2 separate regions of the Homo sapiens genome follow, and region 2 is linked to region 1. Evidence: read pairs that join two places in POLR2A ChIA-PET (ENCODE). Cell type or tissue: endothelial cell of umbilical vein. All regions are shown on one strand. Region 1 overlaps VPS13D (vacuolar protein sorting 13 homolog D). Region 2 overlaps VPS13D (vacuolar protein sorting 13 homolog D).

Region 1 (5,000 bases):
CAGCTTGATAAATCATCAGGGGAGAATTTATAAAGTATGAATTTTGAATATGGCAAAGGACCTTGCTGTCACATGTTTTTCACAGCACTAGGATAGGTCCCAAAAAGGTGGTGGAGGGGGTGAAGAGGGTAAGAAGGACCCAAATGATTGGTCTTTTCTTTCCGCTGTGCTCTTCCTGAGCATGCAAAATAATTTGGTCCTAGAACTGGAGTCCTTTCTCTCTCTCTCCCTTCTTTCTCTCTCCCAATGAATGTATTTATTTTTTAACCTTTTATTATAGAACATTTCAAACATATACAAAGTAAACAGAATAATATAATGAACTCCATATATACCTATCACCCAGTTTTAATAATATGTTTATTTTTAATTATGAAGATATTGTGAGGAGGGAAAATAATCATATATGATTTCTGATAGGTTATTTTGGTGTGTTTCTTTCCTTAAAGTTGGGGAGTAACATTATTTTGGGTTGTGTTTTCACTTTGTGTTGTAACTGTCTTCTTAAAATCCATATGGTCTTTTTTGTCATTTTTAAATGGCTGCAAATATTCCATTGAGTAGATGTGATATAACCTTGGCTGCTCTTAATTTTTTTTAACTATTAAATAATGGTTTAGTGAATTTTTTTCTTTTTTGGCTAGTTCCTAGAGAGAAGTAGGATTACTGGATCAAAGGGTGTGAGATTTGTAAGGCTTTCGGGGTGTATTGCTAAACTGCCTTTTCCTCTGGGTGAACCACTGCGTGTGCTCTCGGCAGCGGTGGGGGGCTTCACTCTTCACAGTATTTATTTCAGCAGTTGTTATGGGTCTTATGATAACACATGGCTGACTGCTTCTGAGATAGCCTCTTTGTGCTGGTAGTTGGACCCTTCCTAAATCAGACATTAATTCTCGCCATATTGCATTTCATTCTGTAGGTGTTTTCATGCCGACTAGGGAATGAGCATGATACAGCTCTTTCAATTGTGGATCCCGTACAAATTCAAATGGAGTTGGTGGGGAATTCTTCTTATCAAAATAGTTCAGGATTGATGGATGCATTCAATAGTGAAGATTTCCCACCTGTCCTGGAGGTAATGATGCAAAATCTGTGCAATACGTTGATATGCTCTCAAACACTGTCCTATGCAGGCACTCTTATTTGCTCTGAGCCCAACAACCTCTTTTTTTGTTTTGTTTTGTTTTGTTTTTTGAGATGGAGTCTTGCTCTGTCGCCCAGGCTGGAGTGCAGTGGTGCGATCTCGGCTCACTGCAAGCTCCACCTCCTGGGTTCACGTCATTCTCCTGCCTCAGCCTCCTGAGTAGCTGGGACTACAGGGGCCTGCCACCGTGCCCGGCTAATTTTTTGTATTTTTTAGTAGAGACAGGGTTTTACCGTGTTAGCCAGGATGGTCTCGATCTCCTCACCTCGTGATCCGCCCGCTACATGGTGCAGTTTTGTGACCATTTGACCTCATAGTTGAGACATCTTACCTTACGGTTATTAGTGCTTACTTTCAAGATCTTTGCAATCTTTTAAATGAGAAATTTGGTGCAGTATCTGTTGGACTTTTAGAAGTTGAAATAGGAATTACATCTGTAAGAGATATGGATGTAAAACCAATGCAGCTTTAAAAAATTGCTACCTTTTTTACATTTTGTTAGATTCAGTTACAAGCCCTGGATATCAGACTCTCCTATAATGATGTTCAGCTGTTTCTTGCCATTGCAAAATCCATCCCAGAGCAAGCTAATGCTGCAGTGCCAGACTCAGTGGCCCTGGAGTCAGACTCCGTTGGCACTTACCTTCCAGGTGCATCTCGCGTTGGAGAGGAAATCAGAGAAGGGACAAGACACACCTTAGATCCTGTCTTGGGTAGGTGTTTAACTATAAAACCCACTCAGTCTTGCTAATAACGCTTCTTCTTTTTGACTCTTAAAATTTTCTTTTGCACAACTAAATTGTACACAGTTTAATTGTATGTCATTAAGTATAACTGTAAGTCCTAAGTATGACTCTCTCATTTTTTAAAATTTAAAAACAAACAAAACATCCCTAACCAACTACTCCACTATTTTTCCTCTTTCAGTTTTTTCCAGAGTTACCTGGATAATGCCAAAGTTGAGTTTTAAGCTTTGAGAGTTCTCCTCTGAAATTATATGAGTAACACTAAGTTTTATTTTTAAGCTTTTATTATTAATTTATTGGTTTATTTTTAGACAGGGTCTTGCTCTGTCACCCAGGTTGGAGAGCAGTGGTGTGATCATAGCTTATTGCAGCCTCAAACTCCTGGGCCCAAGCTATCTTCACTCCTCAGCCTCCTGAGTAGCTGGGAGGGACTATAGGTGTGTGCCATCATGCCTCACTAATTTTTACCTTTTTTTTTTAGAGACGGGGTCTTGCTATTTTGCCCAGGCTGGTCTTGAGTTCCTGGTCTCGAGTAGTCCCCCTGCCTTAGCCTCCCAAAGTATTGGGATTACTGGTGTGAGCCACTACTGTGCCCACCTCTAATTTTAAGCTGTTTCAAACACAGTCAGGGGAAAATGTAGGGGCCAGATGGTGGAATGAAGGGGCCAGATGCGAAATAGACCTTCCCCCCCCACCCCAATTCCTGGCCAGGACACCACTTTAAAAACACAGTCAATATGAGGAAGAGACTCAAAGATTTCAGGGTACACTTGATAGAATTCTCCAATTAGGAGTCCAGTTTTGCTTAGAGAAATGAAATGTTTTAGTCACGGGTTTTTAAATTTCTTTTCTTTTTTTCTAAAATTAGTTTGTAGATTAATTTACATAAAATTATTTATGAAAATTTTATGCTATTTGTTTCCTAGAGTTACAGCTGGCTAGGCTGCAGGAGCTGGGATTCAGCATGGATGATTGTCGCAAAGCTCTTTTGGCGTGTCAAGGTAATTTGAACAGGGTTCTGTTACCCGTTGTTTATCTTGATGATATGCTTCCTTCCCATTTCCTCTCTTACTTCCACAAGGTGACTTAGAGAGCTGAGTGTGTTTGGAGGACGCTTTATGTGTCTTCTCTGGACTGCATATCATCTTAGGTCAGTAATAATAACGTCACCCAGGCTGGAGTGCAGTGGCGCCACCTCAGCTCACTGCAACCTCCACCTCCCCAGTTCAAGCCATTCTTCTGCCTCAGCCTCCTGAGTACCTGGGTTTATAGGCATGCGTCACCACACCTAGGTAATTTTTGTATTTTTAGTAGAGGTGGGGTTTCACCATGTTGGCCAGACTGGTCTCGAACTCCTGACTTCAAGTGATCTGCCCGCTTTGGCCTCCCAAAATGCCGGGATGACAGGCAGCAGTCTTTAGTAGTGGATAAGAATTTGGGTTCTGAGGCCAGGTGCGGTGGCTCATGCCTATAATCCCAACACTCTGGGAGCAGAGGCAGATGGATCGCCTGAGGTCAGGAGTTCAAGACCAGCCTGACCAACATGGCGAAACCGCATCTCTACTAAAAATACAAAATTAGCTGGCGTGGTGGCTCATGCCTGTAATCCAGCTACTCAGGAGGCTGAGGCAGGAGAATCGATTGAACCTGGGAGGCGGAGGTTGCAGTGAGCCAAGATCATGCCCCTGCACTACAGCCTAGGCAACAGAGCGAGACTCTGTCTCAAAAAAAAAGGGGCTCTGGAGCTGGCTGACTGGGTTCAGATCCTTACTGTCTGCCACTACCTATTAATGACTTTGGGAAGTGGCTTTAACCTCTGTGAACCAGTGCTTCCTTATCTGTAGAAAGAAGATAAGAGGCTGTCTCCCTCAGAGATTTGATGTAAGTAAATGACTATATGCAAAGCACTAAGAAAGTGCTAGCACACAGCAAGTGCTCTATAAATGTTAACCACTGTTACTAGTGGTTGTGCTAATGGCGGTGATATTGATAATTATGACCATTTATTGAAGTCCTGTATGCCTATCTTTGTGTTTTCTTTTTGCATCCTCTTCACAGCCCTTGGAGGCAGACATTATTATTCCCACTTGAAATGAGGAAACCAGCTCAGATTGGTTAGGTAAAACTTCTTAAGTAAACTTGGTGGAGGTCACATCTTAGTCCCCTACGATGGACTTAAAGCCAGGTCTACCTGCCTCCTAAATCTGTGTTCTTTCTACTCCATCTCACTTCCTTTCCATCTCCATGTTTCCCTTTCTCTTCAAAAAGAGAAGTACAGCACAGGCTGCATTTCCTTCCATCTTTTTTTTCCCCCTTTTTTAAAAGACAGGGTGTCACTCTGTTGCCCAGGCTGGAATGCAATCATAGCTGTGGCGCAATCATAGCTCACTGCAGCCTCCAACTCCTGGGCTCAAGCAATCCTCCTGCCTCAGCCTCCTTTCCAGTCTTTACACTTGTGTGCACTTTCTCTCTTTCTACTTCTCTTTTTTTTTTTCTTTGAGACAGAGTCTCGCTCTCTTGCCCAGGCTGGAGTGCAGTGGCGCGATCTTGGCCCACTGCAACCTCCGCCTCCCAGGTTCAAGTGATACTCCTGCCTCAGCCTTCTGAGTAGCTGGGATTACAGGTGCCCGCCACCATGCCCAGCTAATTTTTGTATTTTTAGTAGAGACAGGGTTTCCCTTTTTTGTACAGGCTGGTATTGAACTCCTGACCTCGTGATCCACCTGCCTTGGCCTCCCAAAGTGCTGAGATTACAGGCGTGAGCCACTGTACCCGGCCTCTTTCTACTTCTCTACCTACTGTGGACAGTATATCCAACACACACACATGCACACATTACATTTTTAATGTACTGGTAGATTCTGTTGCCAATACAATTTTATAGTCTTTTAAAAATATTTTATTGAATTATGATTGTAATTCTGTTATGATATACTTAATATATCAGCAGCATCTTCCCATGTCATTGAAATTATTTATCAATACTGATCTTTTTACATTGACTCTAAGGATATATTATAATTTACTTAATCATTCTTTACTTGTTATTCAATATTATACACACTTCTATGTAGTAAACATTTTTTGGTGTGAACTTTTGTCTATGTCTT
Region 2 (5,000 bases), 50 kb after region 1:
AAATATAAATCACCTGATGAATAGGGCGTTTAAAGTCACATTCCTTTCCAAAATGTTCGGAACATTTTTGCATATGAATAAGATTTTTATACATGCCTGGGGCCCAGAAAATAATCTCTGGGTTTTTGCATTATCTCTCTCATCTGCTTAGAGTCCAGATTTCACTAGTAATAATTGAATCTGCAGAGAAGGACCATTCTTTCTTTGTCTGTTGACGTTCCCTTTGGGAACGATGGTGCTAGGATGTTTATCTTGTTGTAATTGAGTCAATATGTTTGTTTGTTGTTAATTTGTTTTTAAAGATTATGGCACTTAACAGTGGGACATGCTTAAGGTTTAATGCCTGAAAAACCGAATCTAAATCTGGTTGTTAGTCATGTTTTTCTCCTTATGTTCTATAAATTCCAGTAGTTACTAAGCTCTTTAACTGAAGAATCCTAGTGGAGGATTATGGGCTTAATGGGTTGAACCTATATGGAAGACATAAAAAGAGAAGCTCCTGGAATCTTGGTGTGCAGAATCTAACAGCAGAATTAGAATAATCTTGCTGTGCTAAGAGGTTGAACCATCTTTTGGAGTATATCAGATACTAATTATTTGCATTCTTGGAAGGAATAAATGATGAGGAAGAATAGTTTTTTTTTAATTTTGTTTTTGAGGTGAAACATAACATAAAAGTATTTTAAAGTGAACAGTTCAGTGGCATTTGGTACATTCATAATGTTGTGCCACCACCACCTCTTCGTAGTTCAGAGCATTTTTATCACCCCGAAAAGAAACCAAAACCTATTGAGCAGTCACTCCCCATTCCTCCCTGTCTCCAGCCGCAGGAAACCACCCATCTGCTTTTGGTCTCTATGGGTTGACCTATTCTGGACATTCACAGAAATGGAATCATAGGAGTGATCTTTTTTGTCTGGATTCTTTCACTTAGCATAATGTATCTGCGGTTTATACACATTGTAGCATGTGGCAATGCTTCATTCTTTTTTTTTTTTTTTTTGAGACCGAGTTTTGCTCTTGTTTCCCAGGCTGGAGTGCAGTGGTGTGATCTTGGCTCACTGTAACCTCCACCTCCCGGGTTCAAGCGATTCTCCTGCCTCAGACTCCTGAGTAGCTGGGATTACAGGTGCATGCCACCACGCCTGGCTGATTTTTTTGTATTTTTAGTAGAGATGGGATTTCACCATGTTGGTCAGGCTGGTCTCGAACTCCTGACTTCAGGCGATCCACCCACCTCTGCCTCCCAAAGTGCTGGGATTACAGGCTTGAGCCACTGCTCCTGGCCCATTTTTTTTATGAAAAGTACCCAGTATTTTTTGTGGCTGAATACTATGCTGTATACTACATTTTTGTTTATCCAGTTATTTGTTGATGGACATTTGGTTGTTTCTGCGTTTTGGCTATTGTAAACAGTGTTGCTATGAACATGCCTGTACATATATTTGTTTGAGTACTTGTTTTCAATTCTTTTGCTTTATACAGAAGAGTGGAGTTGCTGGGTTCTATTATAATTCTAAGTTTAACTTTTTGAGGAACCGCCATACTGTTTTCCACAGTGGCTAAACGATTGTACATTCCTACCAACAGTGTAGAGAGGTTCCAATTTCTCCACATCCTCACCAACATGTGTTGGTTTTTGTTTTTGTTTTTATTTTTATTTCTATTTTTGAGACAAGGTCTCTGTCACCCAGGCTGGAGTGCAGTGGCACAATCTTGGCCTGCTGCATCCTCAACCTCCTAGGATCAAACGGTCCTCCTGCTTCAGCCTCTCTCATAGCTGGGACTACAGGTATGCAGCACCACGCCCAGCTAATTGAAAAAAAATTTTTTTTTGGTAGAGACAGGGTCTCACTATTTTGCCCAGGCTGGTCTCAAACTCTTGGGCCCAAATGCTATCTACCTGCCACAGCCTCCCAAAGTGCTGGGATTACAGGTGTGAGTCACTGTGCCAGGCCTGGTTTTGTTTTGTTTTGTTTTGTTTTAAATGATACCCATCCTACTGGGTATGATGTGGTATCTCATTGTGGCTTTTGATTTGCATCCTTAGTAACTAATGATGTTATGCGTCTTTTCATGTGCTTATTAGTCATTTGTGTATATTATTTGGAGAAAGTGTATTCAAATACTTTCCATATTTCAAATGGAATTATTTACCTTTTTATTGTTGAATTGTCAGAGTTCTTCATATCTGGTCTCTTACCAGATGTATGATTTGCAATTTTTTTCTCCCATTATTTTTGTGAGTTTTCTTTTTACTTTTAGATTGTGTCCTTTCAAGCACAGAAGTTTCTCATTTTGGTCACATATAATTTATCTGCTTTGGGGGGAACAAAGATTACTTGTGCTTTTGGTGTCATGAAGACTAGTTTTTAACGCTGAATTAATCCATTACCTTTTTTTTTTTTTTTTTTTGCTAATAAGGGTTAATAGAAAGAGGAGAATAATCTAAATAAAACTTCCAAACATCCCTAAGTGTAGCCAGGCTGCAACATTCCATAAAGCTTAGGATTCTTTAGCTTCAGAGAAACGTAACACGATTGAATTGGAGGAAGTTGATTGGAACCCTTTGTTTTCTTTTCATCCTAAAGGGACTTCTGATTTCTTGCCAAGACTTGGGGATGCAGTGATGCTGATCATCTGCCTGGCAGAGTAAAGCTAATTTTTGGTCCCTTGAATTGTCTGGCTTGGTTTTTTTTTTTTTTTTTTTTTTTTTTTGCTTTTTTTGGGGGTTGGGGCAGAATCTCATTCTGTCACCCAGGCTAGAGTGTAGTGGTGCAGTCTCAGCTCACTGCAACCTCTGCCTCTCAGGTTCAAGCAATTCTCATACCTCTGCCTCGTGAGTAACTGGGATTACAGGGGCCTGCCTCCATGCCCGGCTAATTTTTGTGTTTTTAATAGAGACGGGATTTTGCCGTGTTGGTCAGGCTGGTTTCGAACTCCTGGCTTCAGCAGATCCACCTGCCTTGGCCTCCCAAAGTGCTGGGATTACAGGCAGGAGCCACCGTGCCTGGCCAAATTTTTTGCCTTTTTTTTTGGTGGGGGGGCCTCTAAAGATATATGGTTATACTTTTGCATCTGAATTTTAAGTCACTAAAATTATGAAGAGAAGAAAAATGTCAGAGTATGTCTTCTGAGAGATGAATCTTGGAACTGTGTAGGGAAAAAAATGCAACCCTGATCTTTCTGCTCTTGCATCAGACTTTTTCTTCTATCCTTTAAAAAATTTTCTTTTTAATAAAAGTTTTGGGCATTTGCTTATTAATACTTGAATACATGTGTGAGTATGTGTGTGTATACCTGTATATATATTTTTATGTAATATATATATTTTTTAAATTCTAGCTTGCAGGAGGGAACAGGCAGGCCTGTGGCTTCCAACAAGGCCATTACCTGTGCGGAGCTCGTTTTGGATGTCTCACCCAAGACACAAAGAGTCATTTTAAAAAAGAAGGTAAGAGAGCTTACAATCAGAGTTTAGAATACAAGGTTTTTAGCACTGGACGGGACTCAGGATCACCCAGTGCAGAGTCCTTATTTCATGATGAGGCCATAGGGACTTGTGTGGAACCCAGGCCTCTTGGCATTTCCAGGTCAGTGTTAGGGCGGATGAGTACCAGCTCAGGAGTAAGATGACTTCTGGAGTGGGATGTGATCACCAGGTGTGATCAGCAGAACGTGAATAATAAATATATGTGGAATTACTAAGGGCTGGGTGACTGTTAAGCAGACAAGAACAAATTTCTAAGATTAAGTAGCAATAATTGTAACATTTTATATAACATTTTATAACTTATAGAACATTTTCAGTTATTATTTCACTTGATAAGGATGACAGCTAGTAAATAGGTAATAAAAGAGTTACATTGACATTGAAAATTAGGTTAAAGTGTATGAACTGGCATGAAGAAATGGACCTCTCCTTTTTAGTTGGAAACCAAGTGTAGAAAGTTTGACATTTTAGGTTTTTGTTTGGTTTGTTTTTGTTTTTTTTACTTTTTATTTGGAAACAATCTCAGATTTCCAGAAAATTGGCAAGAATTTTACCAAAGTGGGGCTGTGATGTTGATTTGTCCCCTTACTGGTGACATTAACTTATTGCAGTTGATTAAGAAGGTGTGTGGTAGCCTTTTCCACTGAGAAGTGAGGCTACTCTTTTTCTTTTTATAATCAGTCAAGATTTTGTGGCGTGGTACGTTGAGACTACATAAACCTCCTATTTGTCATATTTTCTATATATGTATGCATATGTATATGTGTCATTCAGTATGGGCTGCTGTTTTATTCAGCGTGTTATCTGTTACTGTGTCAGTATGTGTATGCGTATGTATGTATGTATTTATTTATTTTTGAGATGGAGTCTTGCTCTGTTGCCTAGGCTGGAGTGCAATGGCATGATCTCAGCTCACTACAACCTCTGCCTCCTGGGTTCAAGTGATTCTCCTGCCTCAGCCTCCCGAGTAGCTGGGACTACAGGAGCCCACCACCACACCCAACTAATTCTTGTATTTTTAGTAGAGACGGGGTTTCGCCATGTTGGCCAGGCTGGTCTGGAACTCCTGACCTCAGGTAATCCGCCTGCCTTGGCCTCCGAAAGTGCTGGGATTACAGGCCTGAGCCACCATGCCCGGCCAGTATTTATTTTGATGCTCAGTTTTTCTTATCTTTGGCCAGTGGGAGCTCCTTTAACCTTCCGTGTGCTTTCAGCATGTGCCCTCACTCACTTCCTTACTTTCTGACACAGCAAGTTATCCTGGGTCAATCTTATATTTTTCCCTGCACCATTCCTGGAATTTGCCATTTCTCCAGGGAGCCCTCATCCCTTCTATCAGAGAATGGAATTTAGAAACCTGAGATTCATGAATTAGGTGCAGTTGTTGCTATTGTGGTGTTGTGGTTCCCAGGCTCTCTCAGAAGACAGACCTAGGGTTTTTTAATCTATGTATGCACAAATATACATATGTGTGTTTTATGTACATATTTATATACTGTACATATTT

Evidence for each region. ChIA-PET counts read pairs that join two places held together with the same protein. Peaks named below come from ENCODE experiments on the same cell type or tissue, not always from the same donor. Only the 100,000 strongest peaks of a DNase experiment are listed, where the experiment ranks them.
Region 2: POLR2A ChIA-PET joins it to region 1 with 6 read pairs; 2 of 35 experiments call an interaction of 5 or more read pairs at or near these places.

The regions. Positions count from the first base shown.
Region 1 is chr1:12,320,890-12,325,889 of GRCh38, forward strand. It overlaps VPS13D (vacuolar protein sorting 13 homolog D), which reads left to right. Exons shown (of 70, transcript NM_015378.4): 33 at 920-1,075; 34 at 1,647-1,857; 35 at 2,817-2,891. Among named protein-coding and RNA genes, the nearest start is that of VPS13D, 93 kb to the left of the region's middle. In endothelial cell of umbilical vein, no CTCF peak of the experiment used is centred here; no DNase peak of the experiment used is centred here.
Region 2 is chr1:12,370,405-12,375,404 of GRCh38, forward strand. VPS13D (vacuolar protein sorting 13 homolog D) reads left to right here. Exons shown (of 70, transcript NM_015378.4): 55 at 3,346-3,454. Among named protein-coding and RNA genes, the nearest start is that of SNORA59A, 130 kb to the right of the region's middle. In endothelial cell of umbilical vein, no CTCF peak of the experiment used is centred here; a DNase peak (open chromatin) is centred at 2,557; H3K27ac peaks cover 203 bases.